Linked DNA regions of Homo sapiens: all the other regions are linked to region 1. Evidence: chromatin contacts called from ENCODE Hi-C or POLR2A ChIA-PET data. All regions are on one chromosome and are shown on one strand. The core of a region is the stretch at or near the end of the contact, and the rest is flanking DNA. Distances in the headings are between cores, read along the strand shown.

The links. Hi-C counts contacts between places; a loop is a spot of excess contacts on that map. ChIA-PET counts read pairs that join two places held with the same protein, here RNA polymerase II (POLR2A). Pooled maps may share reads with other maps.
Region 2: a map of CD8-positive, alpha-beta T cell shows a loop between it and region 1 (4-fold over the local background). The contact joins the promoter of MSI2 here to the promoter of SUPT4H1 in region 1. A Hi-C loop is called at or near these places in 1 of 168 maps with a recorded cell type or tissue (CD8-positive, alpha-beta T cell) and 7 of 50 pooled maps. POLR2A ChIA-PET finds 5 or more read pairs at or near these places in 1 of 52 experiments (T-cell).
Region 3: a loop to region 1 is called in a pooled map of gastrocnemius medialis, with 12 times the contacts of the local background. The contact joins the promoter of CLTC here to the promoter of SUPT4H1 in region 1. A Hi-C loop is called at or near these places in 1 of 37 single-sample maps with no recorded cell type and 7 of 50 pooled maps.
Region 4: POLR2A ChIA-PET joins it to region 1 with 10 read pairs in Panc1. The contact joins the enhancer-like site here to the promoter of SUPT4H1 in region 1. POLR2A ChIA-PET finds 5 or more read pairs at or near these places in 3 of 52 experiments (A673, IMR-90 and Panc1).

The regions. Positions count from the first base shown.
Region 1 is chr17:58,350,772-58,353,471 of GRCh38, reverse strand. It overlaps SUPT4H1 (SPT4 homolog, DSIF elongation factor subunit), which reads left to right and starts at 1,271. Exons shown (of 5, transcript NM_003168.3): 1 at 1,271-1,405; 2 at 1,964-2,070. The coding sequence starts at 1,337. TSPOAP1-AS1 (TSPOAP1, SUPT4H1 and RNF43 antisense RNA 1) reads right to left here. Exons shown (of 5, transcript NR_038410.1): 4 at 1,558-1,728; 5 at 1-1,473. It also overlaps a transcript of RNF43 not described here. RefSeq lists an enhancer at 1-490 and silencers at 878-1,307, 1,588-1,697.
Region 2 is chr17:57,255,273-57,257,972 of GRCh38, reverse strand. MSI2 (musashi RNA binding protein 2) reads right to left here and starts at 1,450. Exons shown (of 14, transcript NM_138962.4): 1 at 1,169-1,450; 2 at 835-875; 3 at 426-507. The coding sequence starts at 1,230. LOC101927510 (a long non-coding RNA gene) reads left to right here and starts at 977. Exons shown (of 3, transcript XR_007065860.1): 1 at 977-1,031. RefSeq lists a silencer at 1,266-1,895.
Region 3 is chr17:59,618,538-59,621,237 of GRCh38, reverse strand. CLTC (clathrin heavy chain) reads right to left here and starts at 1,343. Exons shown (of 32, transcript NM_004859.4): 1 at 1,065-1,343. The coding sequence starts at 1,106. RefSeq lists enhancers at 1,256-1,550, 1,280-1,629, 2,080-2,199, 2,210-2,259, 2,097-2,700.
Region 4 is chr17:57,106,366-57,109,065 of GRCh38, reverse strand. AKAP1 (A-kinase anchoring protein 1) reads right to left here. Exons shown (of 11, transcript NM_003488.4): 2 at 1,888-2,700. Among named protein-coding and RNA genes, the nearest start is that of AKAP1, 22 kb to the right of the region's middle. RefSeq lists an enhancer at 1-197. Within about 2 kb of position 1,450, at least 18 of the 41 ENCODE cell types and tissues checked have a DNase peak (open chromatin) inside an H3K27ac peak, as active enhancers do; they include Panc1, where a contact is called at or near this core.

The sequences.
Region 1 (2,700 bases), core at 22-2,521:
AGAAAGCATGACTGGATTCTTACTGTGCTTCAGTCATTATTATTATACTGTTCACTTCACACATTATCATACTTCAGTGACTCAGACCTTGGGCAAATACTCTGTGCCTCGCTTTTTCAGTCCATAAAATGGGCCTACTTAATAGTTGTTGCAGGACTTACATGAGATAATAGAGTGTAGAAAATATGTTCCAAAGTGGAAAGTTTTATTCAGTGATAGAAAACATCCAAACCTGTCACAGAGCCCATCTGAACACAGCATGGGACCGCCAACAAGAAGAAAGCCCGCCCGGAAGCAGCTCAATCAGGAGGCTGGGCTGGAATGACAGCGCAGCGGGGCCTGAAACTATTTATATCCCAAAGCTCCTCTCAGATAAACACAAATGACTGCGTTCTGCCTGCACTCGGGCTATTGCGAGGACAGAGAGCTGGTGCTCCATTGGCGTGAAGTCTCCAGGGCCAGAAGGGGCCTTTGTCGCTTCCTCACAAGGCACAAGTTCCCCTTCTGCTTCCCCGAGAAAGGTTTGGTAGGGGTGGTGGTTTAGTGCCTATAGAACAAGGCATTTCGCTTCCTAGACGGTGAAATGAAAGGGAAAAAAAGGACACCTAATCTCCTACAAATGGTCTTTAGTAAAGGAACCGTGTCTAAGCGCTAAGAACTGCGCAAAGTATAAATTATCAGCCGGAACGAGCAAACAGACGGAGTTTTAAAAGATAAATACGCATTTTTTTCCGCCGTAGCTCCCAGGCCAGCATTCCTGTGGGAAGCAAGTGGAAACCCTATAGCGCTCTCGCAGTTAGGAAGGAGGGGTGGGGCTGTCCCTGGATTTCTTCTCGGTCTCTGCAGAGACAATCCAGAGGGAGACAGTGGATTCACTGCCCCCAATGCTTCTAAAACGGGGAGACAAAACAAAAAAAAACAAACTTCGGGTTACCATCGGGGAACAGGACCGACGCCCAGGGCCACCAGCCCAGATCAAACAGCCCGCGTCTCGGCGCTGCGGCTCAGCCCGACACACTCCCGCGCAAGCGCAGCCGCCCCCCCGCCCCGGGGGCCCGCTGACTACCCCACACAGCCTCCGCCGCGCCCTCGGCGGGCTCAGGTGGCTGCGACGCGCTCCGGCCCAGGTGGCGGCCGGCCGCCCAGCCTCCCCGCCTGCTGGCGGGAGAAACCATCTCCTCTGGCGGGGGTAGGGGCGGAGCTGGCGTCCGCCCACACCGGAAGAGGAAGTCTAAGCGCCGGAAGTGGTGGGCATTCTGGGTAACGAGCTATTTACTTCCTGCGGGTGCACAGGCTGTGGTCGTCTATCTCCCTGTTGTTCTTCCCATCGGCGAAGATGGCCCTGGAGACGGTGCCGAAGGACCTGCGGCATCTGCGGGCCTGTTTGCTGTGTTCGCTGGTCAAGGTGTCAGTCGGGGACCTGGTTGTAGGGCCCATGGGGGACCAAGGTCGGGGAAAGAGGGCGGAATGGGGCTGTGGGACAGTAAAGAGAAAAGTTAAGTCTCAGAACTCAGAGGTGGCAGGGGGAGTGAGAAGCCGAAGGAGGCCATCGTTTACCTCGTAGGATCGCGGACAGGTCTTGCAGCTGAGGGCAGGGGCGGTCTTACATGCCTTTGAATCCTCAGCTCTTAGACGTTCGGTGAACTTACGTTGGAGCCGAAAGACACTGGGAGTCAGAGGCGGGTGGGGATCCGCTGCTGAGTGAGTAGTCGGAAAGGATGCCTGACCCTGAGTAGACTAGAGAAAGGAATAGATAAAACGGAATTGGGAACGAGAGAGGAAGGAGTGGGAGGGTGGGACTTAGGAATGAAGCTTTGAGAGTAGTAGGTGGGGAACCTTAGGATACACAGTCAACATAGGGAAACAAGAAATTGAGCAGGTCGAAGTATTGAGAAAGCTACTTTTTCTCTTGGTCTTGTTCATGCTTATCTCTCCTTTTCCTTTATTTTTCTTTCACTCCCAGACTATAGACCAGTTTGAATATGATGGTTGTGACAATTGTGATGCATATCTACAAATGAAGGGTAACCGAGAGATGGTATATGACTGCACTAGCTCTTCCTTTGATGGGTAAGCCGCTTCAGTTTCCATCATTCACTTCTGCATTACCCAACCTGCACCCAGAGAAGTAAATGCAGGGCAAGTGTTAATCCTAGTTGGGCCCAGCCATTCGTTTTTGGGGGTTATTTTGTGTGGGTTTTTTTTTTTTTTTTTTTTTTTGAATCAGGGTTTTGCTCTGTGGCTCAGGCTGGAGTGCAGTGGCATGATCATAGCTCACTGCAGCGTGGAATGATCCTCTGACTTCAACCTCCCAGAGTGCTGGGATTATAGGTGTAAGCCACTGTGTCCAGCCTCAACAGTTATTTTGGGACATACTAGTGCTATGCATCTAATACAGTGACCACTATCCACGTGTAGCTACTGAGCACTTGAAATGTGTCTAGTCCAAATTAAGACATGCTTTTAAGTATAAAATATACCCCAGATTTCAAAGACTTAACATGAGAAGAAAGAATGTAATCTTAATAATGTTTGTTAAATGCATGAAAATTTTTTTTGAAAATGAAGGGAAGGGAGGTGTAGTAATGGTAGATCATTGCCCAAAAGCTGTTGCTTTTTTTTTTTTTTTTTTTTTGGACAGACTTTTCGCCCTTGCCACTCATGCTGGAGTGCAATGGTGCAGTCTCGGCTCACTGCAAC
Region 2 (2,700 bases), core at 201-2,700, 1.1 Mb after region 1:
ACGCTTTGTTTTATTCCGAAGAAAGCCCGGCACTTAGAAGAGATTTACCACCATCTTTCTAAGAGGGATCTTAAGAGTTTGGGGAGCTGGGAGTGTGGGGGAAACACACATTAAGATCAAAAGAAAAAAAAAAACTATGCGAAAGTAAATGAAGCTGAATGTCATTTTAAACAGAGAAAAAGAAGCGACGGGAAAATGACTTAAAAGCAGAGAGATGGGTATCTCTGTATCCAGAGTTCAGCTCCAATTAACAATAACCTCTGGGGTTACTAGGGGGCGGTGGGGGTGGTATAGAGCGCCGTTCGAGATCAGCCACGCGCCTGAGCCCCATTCTAATCCGCTTAGCTACTTCCGAAGACACCTCCAAAAATAAAACTTAAACTTTGTTCTAAAATAAAGACAAAATCCAGAAGGGAATGGTTTACCTGGAGCGTTTCGTAGTGGGATCTCTCATGACCATACATTCTCTAATTTCTCCAAATTTGCTAAAATAGTCTCTAAGGCTATCTGTAGAGAGAGAAAGAGAGAGATGGGGGGGGGAGAGAAGGTGTGGAAAAAAAAAGCAATGCAAATTTTGATCAAGGACAAAATCCAAAAGTAGTTTTCTGTTGTTATTCTGTTTTGTTTTTGCATTTTTTGCACACGCGGGGGAAATTCGGCAACAGAGGTCGCATAGAGGGCTCAGAAAGGATTTGCTATTTAAAAAAAATAACCTTGCACAGGAGAAGTGGGGAGCCAATGGCGGGGGGGGGGGGGCTCCTACACCGGGATAACAAAGAGCAATAAAGAAGCCAAGAAGGGGGGGACCCAGGCGTCCCCCCCTCCCTCCCTTACCTGGTGAGGTCTGCCAGCTCAGTCCACCGATAAACATTTTACTAGAGGGAGAAAACATAACAGAAGTGAGCACCGATGTCAGATCGGCCATTTTGACGTGTAACTTACAAAAGCTAAAAGGAAAGCGGGGGGGAGCGAGCGAGCGAGAGCCGGGAGGTGGGGTGGGGGAGAAGGTGACGGCGAAATGCAATCCAAAGGTGTGTAACTTCCACGGGGGGGGCGCGCGGGAGAGGCGGGGGGGCGCGGGAGATGCCCGGCTCCGCGCACCGCCGTCCCCGCCGCTGCAAGGAGAGCGAGCCCAAGGCGGCGCGGTGGGCAGCGGCTGGAAACTTACCCGGGGTCGTGCTGGGAGTCGTTGGCGCTGCCCGAGGTGCCTTGGCTCCCATTTGCCTCCATATCTGAGCCCCCCCGCCCCCCCACCCCCAAAAAACCAAGCCCCACAGCGATCGGAGCGGAGCGGCGGCCGGCTCCGAGCCCCGAGATCTCCGCTCCCTCCTCCCCCTCCTCCTCCCCCCCGCCCGGGCTCCTCCGAATCTCTCTGCGAGCGGCGGAGCCGGGGCAGCGGCGAGAGCCGTCACACGTGGGCTCGGCTTAGCTCAGCCCCGCTGCCTCGCACACCCCCCCGTCCCCGCCCCCCCGGCCCATCCCCACCTCTCCCCCTCCTCCTCCCCACCCCCATCTCCTCCTCCTCCTCCCCCTCCTCCCCGGCGCACGTGGGGCGGAGTTCTAGAACGTCGTGTAACCAATGCCGGTGACGTCACGCACCCCCGTGCGGCCCCCGCCTGCCCGCGCGCGCACACTCGGCCCCCCACGGCCGGACCCACAAGGGTGGCGCGCGAACCCCGCGGGCGGAGGGGACCCCGCCTCCGGGCCGGCAGGGCGCAGGGCGAGGGGGAGCGCACCCCGACTTCCCTGGATCACATGGGCTGCGGGGGGCGGGTGGATCGGGGGAGGGGAGGCGCGGGGAGCTTGCTGCGGCTCCTCACCCGGACCTGGGAGAAGACGCCCCCCACCCTCTCTAGTTCGCCCTCTCCATTCAAGTTTGCCGGCCCCTGCCGCCGAGATCCGGGAATGGCACCAGCCGCCCGCCCTCCGCTGTGCCCTGTTTCCAGCCACCGCTCAGAAATTTAGGTCAAGGACGTCGGGAGCAAACCCACACCCTGGCGCTCCTTTGGCGGCCCCCGAGACGCCCCAGGATCGGGGGGCTTCAGGATGGCGGAGACCCTCCTGCACAAACACCAGCCACAAGTTTTATTTTCCTTTTGCGCTGGAAGTTCTCTCTGGCTCTGGCTCCACACCGGCACGTCTTGCGCGGTTCCCCGCCCTTCCCCAGTAGAGGTACCAATCCGTGCCCGGGAAAGGTTATTTTGGAACTTTGAGAAACTGACGCGATTCCAGTGGCGAGAAAGTGCCGAAGAAAGGGTTTCCGCGTTAATCATACAGTGTTTTAAAAATGTAATAAGATAGGTTATAGGAGTCAAGGTCACATGATTGAGGTTCAAAGCAAATGTTTGTATATAACGAGAAGTACTTTTGGGGTGTCTCTGGGATGGATGGGAAGGGTGGTTATTTCAGGAAACCCCTGTGTAATCCGTTCGTTATATATTTTATTTCTCACCCAGCCTTTGTATGCCAGGATAGTAAAGTGCATGATACTGAAATAGCCCAAGACCCCTCACGACCTGCAGAGGTAGCTAGGGTGGCAGAAGGCTTCAGAATCACTCCCACCTTAGCAGCAGTAGTATTGTGCAGCACGGGTTCTGGCATACAGTAGGTGCTTAATAAATGCGGTTTCATACCTTCATGCACTGAAAACTCCAAAAAGACAATGTCTGTAGCCTTCCAAAGGCATCGCATGAAAGTTTC
Region 3 (2,700 bases), core at 94-2,593, 1.3 Mb before region 1:
CAAAAGCTCTGAAGAGGTTTAATTCAGTGAAGCCTTCCAATGGTCACCTGCCTAGGCCCGCCACTGGCATGTTGCCAGATAACAATATGTTGCCTCCAGGATAAGGAACCATGGGGAAGAACTCTAGAACTTACTAAAGGGAAGCCAGTCACAGACCAAATAGCCCTGCAGGTCTCAGAGCAGCTGTGCTGTCCCCAGGGCTCTGTTCAATTCCATGCGATCCTGAAGAAGATATTCAAAACTACCTGCTACTACTCGAGAAGACTAAAAGATAACCTCTGTATCACTCTTTCCTACCTTCCAGAACCAAAGAGGGGTTAAGAGCCACAACATCCCCAGAGAAATAAAAAAAGGGGGAAGGGGAGGCGAGTTTCCTTAGGGAGTTTGACCGCACACACTCTGAGATTGACATAGCTCTAAGAAATGCGTTCTCCCATTCTACCCTCGTTCCGTTCTTTCAGTGACCTTCTGTCCCTACTGCCTCAGGGAAGGCAAGAGAAAAGCCACCGCCTCACCACCACCCCCAACCCCCACCACCGGAGAAGGTGCCTTTCTCAGTTGAGAGCCGCAGAGGGAGGGAAAAAAAAGGTTGCTCCTCCCCAACCCACCCGCCCCACAACTCCTGGGTGCAGACACGATGAGGGAAAGAGGAGAGCAATGGAAGGTGACAGCCCCGCACTGGCCCAGGGGATAAGAATCCTTGCTCTGGTAGAAACAAGGGAGAATCCCCCTCCCACTCCCCTACCCAAATGAATGAAATGAATAAAATGGGGAGAGAGTTTGTACGCGCAGTTCTGGCCATCCAGGAAGCAAGATCGAGAGGCCTTTGGATCCAGGCCTGGTCCTTGCAGCTCTTTGCACCCCAACTCCTGTCCTTTCCATCCAAGCCCCACATCATTTAATATTTTAAGCTTTCCAAGATAGTGCCCCCTCCTCCACCTACCCCAATCACCGACAACCCCCCCGCCCCTCCAGCTCCGATACTGCTCGGGCCCAGACTCCAGCGTCTTCCATCCTTCCTACCACCTTCTCCACAGCCCTCACCAGCCCGGGCCCGGCCGCACCTGGAGATGCTCCTGAAAACGAATTGGCAGAATCTGGGCCATGGCGCTGTCGGGGGTTATGGTCTCCTCCTGTCACTGGGGCTGCGGGGCAGTGGCTGCCCGGGCTCTCCAAGGGAGAGGAGGAGAAGGGGAGGGGGGAGGCTGGGCTCAGCAGGATCCTCTCCGGGGACGCAGGAAACTGGCAGGCAGACGAAAGAGCTCGGGTCGGGGGCGGAGGCTCCAGGGGCCAGGAGAGCCGCAATGGCGGAACCGGGCGCAGCGCAGACTCCGGAAACGGCTGAGCCCAGCGGAAGGATCCCGGCGACAGAACTCCGCCCAGTCGCCTCACCCCCTCCGCCTTATGTACCCCTCCACGGAGCGCCGCGCGCGGCGGGCGCAGGAATTCGGGGCGCAGTGCGCCCGGTGCCTCGCTTCCTGACGCCACATGGGGGGAAACAGAGGAACCGGAGGGACTACTTTTTTAGACTCATCACTTTCGCCAGTCTTCTCTTTCTCCCCCCACTTTTTTTTTTTCATTTTGCCACATCATGCGACTCGGGGCGACCGACGTCACTTCCGTGGGCGCTTTAGGTCCCACCCACGTACTTCCAGGTGCACGTGATACTGATGGGGAAGGGTCGGCTGATTGCTGCCAGAAATGGAGAGCTCGTTTTAAGGAAATGCGGCGTCTCCTGGGAGTGAAGAGGCTTTTGGGCCACCTTGAGGCATGACGGGTGCCGCTTCGTTTCCCTGCGACCGCTGCCTGTTTCGACTGAGCCCCTCACAGGAGGACGTGGCGGGGGCAGACGGGCGCAGCCTCCCGCCCTCTCCGTGACTCAGGGAAACGGCCTCGCCGCAGAGCGCTCCCTCGGCAGCTGGCTGCAGCACTCCTCCCCCGCCGGGCTTCAGAGTGGGTGGTTTCCTACAGCCTAGGGAGGGGGCCTGAAACGGGGTTTAAAATCTTCCCTGCCCTCACACAAGCCCTTCTGACTGTTGGAGAACCTGACGCGCGGATTCTAACTAGAACTGGCACTCTCTTCGGGTGTTAGATAATTAACTCAAAGGACAGCGAAGGCCTTTTATGATGTCTTTCAAGCTGGCCTTATGACAGCTTTTCTTAACGTTTCTGCGGACATTTTGGCGGACTTGTGTCGGCCTAGCTCAGTGATCAGTTTCGTTAAAGAATTTGAGTATCCGAACATTAAAGGATTGGACCTAAATTCTAGCAGGAGGATTTTTAGCCACATCAAATAATTTACGTCTCAAAGATTTAGATAATTAGGGTAAGGATGCTTAGTAAAACCCGAAGGTTCCATCGCGCCACTGCACTCCAACCTGGGCGACAGAGCGAGACTCCGTCTCAAAAAAAAAACAAACAAAAAAAAACCTGAAGGTTCCTGGAGGAAAGAGATGAACTATTAGCCGTGTATTTCGGTGGGACCACCTCAACATAGGTTCCTGTAGGTTAGCAATGTAGAAATGTAGCGCTTCAAAGCCGGAGCATCCTGTCTTCAAAGAGCATGAAGGTATCAACGGCATTCATTGTCGATTAATAATAACCTTTCTGGTACTTTCTTGCTAAAGTATAAGCCATAATAATATTTCATAATCGCACCAATACAATAAAGGATGAAAGACGTTAGTTCTGTGCCTTTTA
Region 4 (2,700 bases), core at 201-2,700, 1.2 Mb after region 1:
CAAGAGATCCTGCTCCCAGCTAAGGAAGAATCACCTTCAAAATGACTTCCCCCCTTAACACTAGGCGCTTCGAACAGGATTCATGCAGGGAAAAGTACCCCTTCTGGGGGAAGACTGCTTGGCTAGCCTGCGGGAAGCATAACAGGCTGACAGGGGCTGGGCGAGGGGGCGGGGAGCTCTGCTCACTCACAGTATCCAGCCTCTGCCCCACAGAATGGGACTGGCTAACACCTGCCATCCCGATGGCTCCCAGCAGTGGCTCAGAACCACACCCGGACTCTAGCAGGCTGCACTCAAAGGCCAGCTTCCAGCTCCCTCAGTGGGGTGGTCCCTGGTCCCCTTCTCAGCTTCAACTTCCTCACAAACAAAGCAGGGCTGACATGAAGGTACATGCGAGGCACTAACCTCGTGCTTGGCACCCACCGCATGCTCGTGGACAGTATTACCTCATTTCCACGTGCCATCCCTAAACCTCCCTGCCCATCACCACGGCTTAGGTTCAAGCCTAAACTCAGAAGACTTCAACAGGTCTGAGTAGCTACTACTATCCATCTAGAGTTGGCAGACAAGGCTGCGGGGCTTGTTAATTCAGCTGAGGGGCAGTAAGCAAAGGGAAACTCCTTTATTCTTAAAAAATAAATAAAATAAAAATCACCCATTTTCAGATGCAGTATTTTAAGAAACATTTAAACATCCCGAGATTAGGATGCATCATATAGTATCTTGCCTTCTATAATCATGACTGGCAGCACTTTTTTCTTTCCAAGGTACATAAAAACAGTAGTGTCTTAACAGCATCTTGGAGGTGACAAAATGTAGCGTGTGGTACAAACTAGATGCTGCTGAAAGTGGTAAAATTCCCAATAAAGATTCCCAACCTACCCGGAGCTGAAATGGGAGGGAATGGCTCCAGGACAAACAAGTCAGAGAGCCACTCGGGATATTCGTGGCCTCTCTCCATGAGATAAATGAAAACACCCCAGGGTGCCTGCAGAAGCAGGGTCAGGAGCTGCTGACCTGTAAGTTAGCGGTCTGAACTGTCTACGCTGGGGTCAGCACTCGAAAAACCCAGGACACCTCGTTATCAAAGTGCCCCGCTTTCCCGGGGGTGGAGCTGCAACTGCACAGAAAGAAAATGGCTGAGGCTTTCTGCAAAGGTGACAGCGACAACTCAGGAAGCTCAAGCCTCCCACAAGTATTCAAAGCTGTGGCCGTTCTTTGGGCACTTACCCTGTAAGAGCTTCTGGAGAAGGAAAGCAGGTGAAGACATGGGAACAAGCACATGATTAAAAGGAAATAAAAACCATTCAAAACACTCACACCCATACCTGGCACTCAAGGGAAGTAAAGCTAAGGAGGCCTCTCCATTAAAACACACACACACACGCACACACAAAGAGGTTAGTGTTTAAAAAAGAAAAAAAAATGGGCTGGGCATAGTGACTCACACCTATAAACCCAGCACTCTGGGAGGCCGAGGGCGGAAGGATCACTTGAGCCCAGGAGTGCGAGACCAGCCTGGGCAACAAAGGAAGACTCCATCTGCACCAAAATAATAATAATTTTTTTAAACAAAGAAAAAGAGGCACACTAATGTTAATCAGCGAGCCCAACTTGGCGCTAGTTCCTTGGGAAGGGCTCACTGGGGAAGGTCACCGGTTGAGGAACCAAGTTACAGCTCCCATGACTTGGGGTTTCAGGGCAATCTAACTCCTCAGTTACCCACCAGCTCTACGCCGTGTCCAGACCTCTGCAGGTTGCGATAAAGAGCTGAAGAGCACTATGACTTTGCTGCACAAGTAGCAGAAGGGAGAGGCAGACTGGCAGCCTTTCTCCAAGAAATACTGGGAGCGCCCCATCCTCTAAACGAACCCGAGACCCTCCTACCTCCTGAATGATCTGCTTCCGCATCCATGGTCCATCCATCCTCAGCCCCCAAGTCTGACAACTCCCCCTTCAGCACCCCATTGCTGAAGGGCACAGTACTTTCTGGCAGTGGCGGGGTGATGGCCTTGTCCCTGGGGCTCGAGCTGGTCTCTGTGCAAGAGTCTTCAAGCCCTGAAGTGCTGAAAGAATCTGAGCAGTGTCCTGGAGAAGCCACCAAAGGGACACTTTGGCTGCTGTCTGACATGCAGGTGACACAGGTGGCATCTTCCACCAGGATGCCTGCCCGGTCCGGCAACTCTTCACTGGGGGTGGTCAGTGCCAGGCAGGAGGCCAGGGAGATGTGGTGTGCAGAGATATTTGGCTTACTGTCCTTGGTGGGGCTGGACAGAAGGCTCTTCAGGCAGCTCACGTAGGTCTTTGGTGGTGGTGAGCCCTCTGCTGGTAGGCCTGGCAAGGGGAGGCCAGCATCCGGCGGGGCAACAGCTGCCTCTGCTGTGGCAGGCTCCGCAGTGTCTGGGCCCAAGACAGTTTTCTGGTGAACTGGGACACAGCTCTCTTCCTTCTGCCCTTGGAGCTGACTGGCCTGACACACACGACCTGCAACCTTGCCAACCGTGGTGGCCAGCACCTGTTCGGTTGCTTCTGAGATCACTTGGGAGATTATCTGGAAGGCAGCCCGCTTAATCTCCTCATTTCTATCCAAGCCCTCCTCATTTCTATCCAAGCTCTCCTCATTTCTATCCAAGCCCTCCTCATTTCTATCCAAGCCCTCCTCATTTCTATCCAAGCTCTCCTCATTGCCCAGTTCTCCCT